Regions from separate parts of the Homo sapiens genome. Here region 2 is linked to region 1. Evidence: chromatin contacts called from ENCODE Hi-C or POLR2A ChIA-PET data. All regions are on one chromosome and are shown on one strand. The core of a region is the stretch at or near the end of the contact, and the rest is flanking DNA. Distances in the headings are between cores, read along the strand shown.

Region 1 (5,387 bases), core at 1,791-4,290:
ATCCTTTGGGTATATAGCCAGTAATGGGATGGCTGGGTCAAATGGTATTTCTAGTTCTAGATCCCTGAGGAATCACCACACTGACTTCCACAATGGTTGAACTAGTTTACAATCCCACCAACAGTGCAAAAGTGTTCCTATTTCTCCACATCCTCTCCAGCACCTGTTGTTTCCTGACTTTTTAATGATCACCATTCTAACTGGTGTGAGATGGTATCTCATTGTGGTTTTGATTTGCATTTCTCTGATGGCCAGTGATGATGAGCATTTTTTCATGTGTTTTTTGGCTGCATAAATGTCTTCTTTTGAGAAGTGTCTGTTCATATCCTTCACCCACTTTTTGATGGGGTTGTTTGTTTTTTTCTTATAAATTTGTTTGAGTTCATTGTAGGTTCTGGGTATTAGCCCTTTGTCAGATGAGTAGGTTGCAAAAATTTTCTCCCATTCTGTAGGTTGCCTGTTCACTCTGATGGTGAAACTTTTATTTTAAAAATAGCAATTATATTCTAGATTGGGTTCTCAACCTTTTGTTCTGCTTTTTTACTGTTCACATTCAAAAGTGACAGTTCTCATTCACTAAACATTGTTAAACGCATGTCCTTCCCCACTCCCTCCTGCAACCCTTTCCCTCTAGAATCCTTGTTTGCCTTCCATTGTCTTACCAGACCTGATTGTCTCCAGCAAGGATAAAGCATGAGGGAACACTTCAAATTGTGTGTTAAATATTGTTGGAAATAGCATGTACAGGTAGTAATGTCATAGTGTGACAGAGTGATAATCTCTTCTTGGTTATGTCCTCAAGCACCAATTCAATTTGGCTCAACTCAAAATATTCATTGAGCACCTGCTGTTCTCCATGATCTGTCTTAGGCATTTGGGACATAACAGAGACAAAGAACAGAAAAAAATGCCTGCAATGTTTTGTTAACCTTAGCCCCTTTAGATGGAACAAATGAATTTTAAAAATTGTAATCATCCTTCTGATAGGGTGAGATGAGGGATGCTCCACCTTGCTTTTCACTGGTACTCACTATGTACAACTCACATGATTAAGTGCCTAGGTAAGGAACCTTGAGTACTTGACAGAATAAATTGAAGTGACTCCAGGCCATTGAGTGAAAGCTCAGTTTGAAAATGTTTAGCTTGCAGATCAATAACTCATGAGAAAGAAACAGCTTTGAAAAAGTTACAGTCTGTGATCTATGAGGGCATTGTGCCCTGGGAGGACTTAATGGACATGTAGGAGGTATGTTGGGTTATTCTGACTGGGAAGACTTCACAGGATTCTTTAAGTAGCTCTGCTGGGCCTCTCTGGGCTTCTAGAACCATCATGTTCAAATGGGAGCCATGTACCTATGATGAATACATACGTAATGTTTTAAAAGACATGTGAAATGGACTCTTGGTTATTGGTAATACATTTTAATTTTGGAACAGATATATGCTGGTTTGGTCTAAAACACAAAATTCTTTCCAGGAGAATGCGTTGTAATGGGCTGTAGCTATTGATTCAATAAATATTGATCCCTACTGTGTCAGAATATATATTCTGTCTCTATATACTTATAGACATATATGTATATGTATGAATCTGTATAGAGAGAGAATACATAAAAAATTGGTAGTAGATACTTAATACAGTGAATTTACTAAACATGCAGCACATACTGTTTACGTTGCTTCTATGATAGTCATTTCTGCCTTGTATATTCTTACCTTGTAGAGTTACATCATTCTTCTTGTTTGGATTTGGGTTCCCCATCTAGTCTCTGAGCTTTCCTGGGTTGGACTGTATAGTCCTGCTGGCTGTGCCTCTCCCCACTCTACCCCTTAGCAGTAATTAGCAGAGAGCTACTACTAAGCATCAAACGGGGCAGACATTTAGCTGAGAGCAGTTACAGTTCTCTAAAAGCCACTGCCTGTTCTGCAATTTTCTAAGGTAGTGTGTTGACACGATGGGAAATTGATAGAAAGACGTTAGAAGAAAGTATAATATGTCATAAGGCAGTCAGTGCTTCCTAAACTTTAACGTGTCTGCAGATCACCTGAGGATCTTGTTAAAGGGCAGATTCTGCCTCACTGGGTCTCCGGCAGGGCCCGTGAATCTCCATGTAACAAGTTCCCCAGTGAAGCCACGGACTAAACTCGGCAGGAGCAAGGGTATGTGTAAGGGCAGCATTGGAAATCAGACCTTTCAAAGGTAAAGAACTCAGGACGCACCCCTGCCCCAACCCTGGCTGCCCACCCCAAGCTGGGCCACCTGGGATGGCACCTGGCTGGCCCCTGAGTACTGTGTGCGTGCGGGACCCACAAGGGCCCGGCCCCTCTCCCTTCCCCCATTGCCCCAGAACCTGCCGGCTGAGCCTGAGTCGGAGCGCAGCCAGGTGAGGTGGGACGTCTCCACCCGCTCCCCCTGAGACCTGGCAGACCGGTTTTACCTGTCCTGGTCCGGAGGAGGCTCCCGACTCCACTGCAGACAATCCCTCCTCCTCCTCCCCGCCACCGTTCTAGTCGACTACTCTCTTCGTTTTGCTACCTGACACTCCCAAAGCCGCAGAAAGCAAATCCCCAGCACAGCAGCTGGTCGAGCACGGGCTCCAGCGACGTGTGTGAAACTGTTCAACCCAAAACACAAACACCAGCCACTGACATGTTTTAAGAAACGCTACAGTTGGATGACTGCGGAACCAAAACAGACCAAATGGGAGGCAAGAAGGGAAAGCAATTGGCCCAGTTCGGTTGTAGCAGCGGCTCGTGTTACACTCCCTTTGCCAGTTAGCGTCGTGGGCGTTTGTTGCTGTGTTAATTACAGTTCCTCCCGGAGTCGGAGGCGAGAACAGCCCTTGTGGAACAGTTTCAAGTGGAACGTTCCACCAGGAAGAAAACAACTGCCTTCCTCCCCAGCTGGGGAGGGATTCCGCCAGCCGCACTCGGGCAGCCCTGCGGTGCGCGCGGACACCTGCGAGCCGGGCACCCTCGCGCCCCTGCAGCGCGGCTGGAACTGGGACGCCGGGCTGGGGGCCGTGCCCAGGGGCCAGCTGCCGGGACGAAATAAAGCCTTGTTGGCTCCCCCTGAGGGACATGCCTGGCACAGCAGGCAGAGCGCACTTTTCAGTTTTCCTGTTTTCTCTAGAGTTCCTGGGAGCTCCCGGGAAGCAGCGGGGCGCGGGAGGAAGATTGTTTTATCTTCGGATGGGCGGGATGAGAATGGGCGCCAGGGATTCAGAACCAATCAGGGACAAACTTGAGACGGCGCAGCAGGGTGGAAAGTCCACGGTTGGACTTGATCCGGTTCCATATCCTACCTCTGCCTCTGATCAAGTGTGTGACTTTGGGCAAGTTGTTCCCAAGTTGCCCAAAGTCGTTCCACTTTTCTGAGCACCGTAGTCTCACACCTACCTCAAAAGATAGGGAAGAGGTCATACACCTATGTGGCATTGGCTACGTTACCGGGACCCTTCTAAACATATGATCCTCGCAGCAACTTTATAAAGAAGTACTTTTTAAATTGCCATTTCACTGGATCTGTTCTGGGTGATAGTTAGTCGTCATCAGAAATGTGATACTGTGGACGGAAGCATAAGGTTGTCCTCCCCTAGTAACAGTGATCTGTATCTCAGGAGGCTCCCTGTGGTGGGGAGTCTGGTGTCCAGAGCAGGGCTTGTGGGAGAGGGAGATGGAAGGGCTGAGTCCTAGAGATGTTAATGAATGTGCCCACGGTCACACAAGCTGATGAGTGGTAGGGCCAGGATTGGAAACAAAGTGGTCTAGTTCCAAAGTCCATGCTGTAAGCACAGCACTAAACTGCACGTTAAATGATAATGTGTATGTAAAGCACCTGAAGAATAGCAGGGAGGTTGGTGGTTTTTATTGTTTCCATTATTACAGACACATAAACATCAAACTAATCCGAACTAGCAAGGAAAGTGGCAGAGCTGTGAGGGTCCAGGTGATTAAGGAAAATCCATCAAAGGCAGCTGGACAGGAAATGAGAAATAGGAATGTGGATCTCAGCTCTAACTCCATCAATGTAGTCATGCCACCATGCAAGGTGTATCCGCAGCCTAGACGTGGTTAAAGATCCTAGAAAATCAATTAGGCCAAGCCACAGGGTGAGGATGGCTCAGCAAGAAGGGTATGAGTCTATGAGTCTACACCAGTCTCCTGTTACCAACCTGTTCTCTATCAGCTACTTAGTCCAAAAATTCTGAACTGTTAGTTTTTCTACTATTTCAAAAAATACATTTGTCTGCAGTGCTATTTGGGCTTCTTAAGAGTAAAATTCTTGGAATCAACTCAAAAACTGCAATCTAAAAACCACGGTGTGCACTAGAAACTGCCATTTATGCACACTTATGGGCTGGCACAGACACCTAAAATAATATATGGGAAGTGCTTCAGAATGAAAGCTCTGGGTAATGATATTTTAAAAGGATACCATACATGTTTTGATTGGAATGATAATCTTCCTGGGAGAATTTTGTCATGAATGTGTGACTTTTGCTCACAGTTTCATGTCCTTCTTGGTAAAGCTATTTTCAGAATAGCACAGGGACAGGGTAGAAAAGGATCAGCCCAGGAAACAGGTGAGAGTGGTACAGTTTCTGCCTATGAAGAATTGCCATGGAGGTGGAAGGCAGGTTTTTGGGTTCTACAGAGAGCTGCCTACTGATTTTTCACCAGGGCAATGCCCATTCATCAGGATAATCCAGGGCTAGCTGTGAATTTTTGCACATGGAATTAGCTTCCTATTGCTGCTGTAACAGATGACCACAAATCTGGTGGCTTAAAACAACCAAATTTATCATCTTACACTTCAGTATGGTAGAAATCTGACAAAAATATGTCTCGCTGGGTGGTAATGAATGTGTCAGGCTGCAGGACTGTGCCCCTTTCTGCAGGATCCAGGGGCAAATCCATTTCCTTTCTTCTCCAGCTTCCAGAGGCTTCCAGATTCTTCGGCTTATGGGCCCTTCCTCCATCTTTGAAGTCAGCAAGGCAGAGGCAGGCATTGCATCACTCCTGAGTCTCTCTTATGCTTCCCTCATCTTCTTTTAAGGACCCTTATGATTATGTTGGGCCCTCCCAGAGACTGCAGTATAACCTCCCTATTTTAAGGTCCTCTGATTAGCAAACTTAATTCCATCTGCAACCTAAATCCCCCTTTGCAATGTAATGTAATAGATTCACAGGCTCTGAGAATCAGGATGTGGACATCTTTGGGGGCCATTGTTCTGCCTGCCACACACCCCAAATGCTCTGGTAACAGGGATAGCCTTAATTCACAAACATATGCTCAGCACTTATTCTCTGAAAGGCACTTACTCTGTGAAAGGTACTATTAGAAGGGGCTTCTGGGTCATGCAGACCTGTGTGTGAATCCTAGC
Region 2 (5,199 bases), core at 1,256-3,755, 500 kb before region 1:
AGTTAGGTGTGATCATGTGACTAAGTTATTTCCAGTGGAATGTAAGCAGAAATATTATGTACTATTTCTGGGCACAGGTCTTAAAGACTGTGGGCAAAGCTCACTGTTTTTTCCCTTCTCTTTGACTGGAATCTTAGTTTACAGGGTCTCAGTTGCACTAGCTACATTTCATATGCTCAGTAGCACTTTTGGCTAATGGTTACCATATTAAGACACAGCAGACATAGAACATTTTCATCATTACAGAAATTTATATTGGATAGGAGCACCCTAGAGAGAATATCTACAATCTGTCAGATACCCCAGAATCATTACAATAAATCACCTCTGTTACTTAGGCTAATCAGATTTGATTTTACTATATGCTTTCAAAAGGAACTCAGTTATTATATATCTGGCACTATAACTATACCTACTAAACACTAAACCAAATCTGATGGGGCAATTCTCAGGCTTATTTCTATTTGACCTTTATCAGTTTTTTACCTGGTCAACCATTTCCTTGGATCTCTTCTACCCCTGACATTCTCTCATAAGAATTGGTATGCTGGCAGGCCACGGTGGCTCACACCTGTAATCCCGGCACTTTGGGAGACCGAGGTGGGTGAATCACGAGGTCAGGAGTTCAAGACCAGCCTGGCCAACATAGTGAAACCCCGTCTCTACTAAAAATACGAAAATTAGCTGGGCCTGGTGGTGGGCACCTGTAATCCCAGCTACTTGGGAGGCTGAGGCAGGAGAATCGCTTGAACCCGGGAGGCGGAGGTTGCAGTGAGCAGAGATCGTGCAACTGCACTCCACCCTGGGTGACAATGTGAGACTCTGTCTCAAAAAAAAAAAAAAAGAATTGGTATCCTCCATAAAATCTCTTACCAATATATACTAAAGACAGATGACCCTTAAAAAGTGCAGAGAGGGTGAAAGGGAGACTGATGCTTATTTTACACATTCTGTGTTCCCAAGCCTCCCATCGAGCTTCTGAACCACGCATCTAAATTGTTCACTAGATAGCTCCAGAGGCATCGCAAAATGGATGTGCTTCAAAATGAAACTATTCCTCATTCAAAACCTAGCTTAGTTTTGAACCTTCCCATCACCCAGATAGAGAAAATGGACCTGTGCATACTGCGATCATGGTATTTATGACTGCACTGTAACTTAAGTGTGTGTGACTCTCTTTTGAATAGGGACACCATCTTCCCCTCTTTATACCTAGCATAGTGTCTGACACACATAAGTGCTCAATGATTTTTATTTTAGCAAATTGTAGTCATTTCCATACATTATTTTTTACAGTAAACATTGCCGGATACATTTCCATACGTTTTTAAAGAATAGAGGAGGAGGAAGAGGAGGGAAAAAAAGGAAAATAAATAAATAAACGTGTGGAGCAATCAACTCCAGAATCACACCAATATTTCTAGGTCTAATGGCCACACAGCAAAATCAGCCTCAGTTATCCCATTGTCTTCATATCTTAAGACCTAAAAATGGGAACACAGGATTGTGGGAATAGGTTAGGATTTCTCAGTTTCCAAATTTTTCTGTGAGACTTTTATGCTAACTCTAGCACGGCTTATGTAAAATGTTCGTGATTTGGGGGTGGATCTAAACCACCTCAGATCTATAACCTCTGAGATAAGTGGGGCTGAGCTGCCAGAATGCCATCCGCCATTTATCCCACCCAGAGACACAGGGGTAATTGTGGTTCTGATGCAGCCAGTTCGCCTACCCTGTAACGCTTATTTGCTAAAATAAACCAACCTAAGAGCTAGCCATCCAATGCAGAGGGCAGGGCCATTTTCGGTGCAGAACATACCTGGCCTAGCCAAGGGTGACAGGGTCCTGCCTTCAAAAACAGGCCAGTCACATGAAAGAGTGAAGATGGGCGCATGTGGAGGAGGACAACAGGCCACTGCCTGAGGCCTTCACATTTAAGCTACACAAAAATGCTTTTCCAGGTGAGCAGAGCTCTCGGGCTGCCTGCTTGTGACCCCTGCTCCTGTCAGTCACGAGAACAGGGCGAAGGAGGCGAAAACAGTGCGGAGAATAAGTCCGTAGGACAGTGAGTTCGGAAAATGCCTTCTTCAGTGTTCCAAGGTGCCCACGTGAACTGAGGAGGGCAGAGCAAAACCCCTTATTTTCGGGTCTGTGCAGGGTCCCCGCTAGGAAGGGGCAGCCCTTGAGTTTCATGTTGGTCGGTTATTAAGCGGCTCCCCCGTGAGCCCCGCCCAATGCCTGTGCGCTCAAACTAGCAGCGTCCGAGGAACGCGTTAACTGGGAGAAGTGAACTGAGGGGGTCCGGCGGCCGCTGAGGAGGGGAGCGCGCGGGAGGAGGGGCGAGGAGCCCGGAGGCGGGCGCGGCTGGCAGCTTAGAGGGCCCGGGCGGAGGCCTGAGAGCAGGGCTGGAGGGGCGGAGGACCGGGGAGACCCGCCCGCGGCGTTCCCGGCCGGTTCTGAGCAGGCGCCGTGGCAGCGCCCGCGCCCCCTGCCCGCCCTCCGCCGTCGCCAGGACGCAGGCTCGCGTCAGGGCTGGCGGTAGGGCCCGCAGCTGTCGGCCTGGCGTCTTCACCCCGCGCAGTCGGCCTCGCCTAGCCTTCTCGCGCCTGACTGGCCGGACCCTGCCCCTGGCGGAGGTAACTGCCCGCGGATTCCTTACCCCGCGATCCTGGCCTCCTCGTAAGCTCCCCGGACCCGGGCGTCCTCGGTCTCCCCTCATCTACTCTTCTGTCGGGCAGGTCCGCGACCTTCCGCCTCCCGGGCCGTCTCCCGCCGCACCCGGCCCTGGTACATCCCCACTACCCAGTCCGGGCCCGTCCTCGCTCTGGGCCTACCCCAGCCTCCCAGCGTCGCCTGCTGACGGAGCGCGGGAGCCCCAAGGGGCCGGGGTCACCCGGCCGGCGTGGGTGGTGCCAGGCTCGGGCCACACCTCGGCACCGGACCCGAGTCCCCCAGCTTCTCGAGCAGGATCCGGAGGAATAGAACGTCAATTTTCCTCGCTCTTAGCAATTTTAAGATTGACTAATGGATTTAGGGTATGTCAGTGCATAAAGTTCCCAGTATTTTTTCACTCAATAATTTTAGCAGCGCTGATACTATTGACTGGATTTGTTATTTCATTAGGAGCTGCAAATGATGCTTTTCTAATGCCGGCGTTTCTCTGGCATTTGGTTAACCCTTTTGTGAGAATTTATTTTATTTGCAATTTTATTTATTTATTTTTGAGCCGGAGTCTTCGCTGCGTTGCCCACGCTGGAGTGCAGTGGCTCTCACAGGCACAATCACAGCTCACTGCAGCCTCGAACTCTCTTGTCCTCAAGCGATCTTCCCATCTCAGCCTCCGTGCTGACTGATAGCTAGCATCTTGATAGATCTTTGTGTGCTGTCTCTGAGTAGTTTTTCTTTTAAAGCTATTTTATTAAAAAAACAAAAAAACAAGCCCATCTAATTTGGCCGGGCACAGTGGATCACGCCTGTAATCCCAGCACTTTGGGAGGCTGAGTCGGGCGGATCACCCAAGGTCAGGGGTTCGAGACCAGCCTGGCCAACATGGTGAAACCCGGTTTCTACTAAAAATACAAAAAAATTAGTCCGGTGTGGTGGTGCATGCCTGTAATCCCAGCTACTCGGGAGGCTGAGGCAAGAGAATCGCTTGAACCCGGGAGGCGGAGGTTGCAGTGAGCCGAGATCGCGCCACTGCACTGCAGCCTGGGCTACAAGAGCAAAACTTCAACTCAGAAATAAAATATAAATCAAAACTTTATGAAAATTGTCAGTTAAGATCTTCAGTGGTCCATGCGCAGTGGATCGTGCCTGTTATCCCAGCACTTTGGGAGGACGAAGTGGATGGATCACTTGAAGTCAGGAGTTTGAGACCAGCCTGGCCAACATGGTGAAACCCCATCTCTACTTAAAATTAGCCAGGCGTGGTGGCACACGCTTGTAGTCCCAGCTACTCGGGAGGCTAACGCAGGAGAATCACTTGAATCCGGGAGGCGGAGGTTGCAGTGAGCTGAGATCATATCACTGCACTCCAGCTGGGGCAACAGAACGAAACTCTTGTCTCAAAAAAAAAAAAAAAATGCCCAGTGAATATTATGCATCATTTATATTTTATTACTATTATTGTTTACAGAATCTTGGGACTGTTTTACTTAATTGGTCATTGATAGCTTAACAAACATGGAGATAAGATTAGAAATCTTGACATCAACAGGTATTAAGCAGAAAAAACCATGGCCACGTGTCTCCTGGTTGGGAAAGGTAGGTTTTTCTTTATTCATGCAATACCAGTTTTATATATGTTATATGTGTGTTTTGCCTGTAATATAGGAGTGTTCTATGATCTTAAATAAATAAAACATCATCTACTGGAGGAGGATCTACAGGAGGATCACCTACCTGCACACTGAACAGGGTTTTGTGTGTGTTTCGTTTTTATTATAATGAGCAAGTTAGCTTTTCCAGAATGTTAAGTGGTTTATTTAGAAGATTTTTACTTAAACTATTTTTTTCATATTATGTTTAAGTCAAGTTTAAGTTAAGTTGAGATGGCATATATCAAAAGGGAATATTTAATGTCCTGAGCTTTCCTTTACTGGAACAGTTAATGGAGTGTTTCCTCCTATTGTGGTTTTCATGATTGTGCTATGAAGTGTTCTTGGAAACTAGGATGGAAGAAATGGGCCACAATACGTTAGTAATCCAGGAATGCCATTCATAATATATGGCATAGATTCCCCACTTAGGGAAAGTAGGCAACCCTACTTTATTTGTGATGATTATTGAAATAAAGTGTTAAATTTCCTGTGAGAAATTATACCACTAACTCCCCTGTAACAGGAGTTCTCAAACTATCAGAACTATCTGGAGAGGTGGTTAAAACACAGATTGCTGGGCCCTGTTCCCAAAGTTTTCAGTTAATTAGGTCTGCTGTAGGGTTGGATATTTTGTATTTTTTTATTTTTATTTTTTGAGATGGAGTCTCGCTCTGTTGCCCAGGCTGGACGCAATGGCATCCTCTCGGCTCACTGCAACCTCAGCCTCCCAGGTTCAAGCGATTGTCTTGCCTCAGCCTCCTGAATAGCTGGGATTACAGACGCATGCCACCATGCCCAGCTAATTTTTATATTTTTAGTAGAGGCTAGGGGTTTCACCATGTTGGTCAGGCTGGTCTTGAACTCCTCACTTCTGAGGTGT

Evidence for each region. Hi-C counts contacts between places; a loop is a spot of excess contacts on that map. ChIA-PET counts read pairs that join two places held with the same protein, here RNA polymerase II (POLR2A). Pooled maps may share reads with other maps.
Region 2: a map of endothelial cell of umbilical vein shows a loop between it and region 1 (4-fold over the local background). The contact joins the promoter of CPLANE1 here to the enhancer-like site in region 1. A Hi-C loop is called at or near these places in 1 of 168 maps with a recorded cell type or tissue (endothelial cell of umbilical vein), 1 of 37 single-sample maps with no recorded cell type and 4 of 50 pooled maps. POLR2A ChIA-PET finds 5 or more read pairs at or near these places in 1 of 52 experiments (WTC11).

What each region holds. Positions count from the first base shown.
Region 1 is chr5:36,742,449-36,747,835 of GRCh38, reverse strand. No RefSeq gene overlaps it. Among named protein-coding and RNA genes, the nearest start is that of SLC1A3-AS1, 20 kb to the right of the region's middle. RefSeq lists a silencer at 3,029-3,118. Within about 2 kb of position 3,040, at least 24 of the 41 ENCODE cell types and tissues checked have a DNase peak (open chromatin) inside an H3K27ac peak, as active enhancers do.
Region 2 is chr5:37,246,682-37,251,880 of GRCh38, reverse strand. It overlaps CPLANE1 (ciliogenesis and planar polarity effector complex subunit 1), which reads left to right and starts at 2,505. Exons shown (of 53, transcript NM_001384732.1): 1 at 2,505-2,636; 2 at 4,136-4,263. The coding sequence starts at 4,183. CPLANE1-AS1 (CPLANE1 antisense RNA 1) reads right to left here and starts at 2,835. Exons shown (of 2, transcript NR_134263.1): 1 at 2,660-2,835; 2 at 1,235-1,484. RefSeq lists silencers at 2,185-2,664, 2,865-3,004.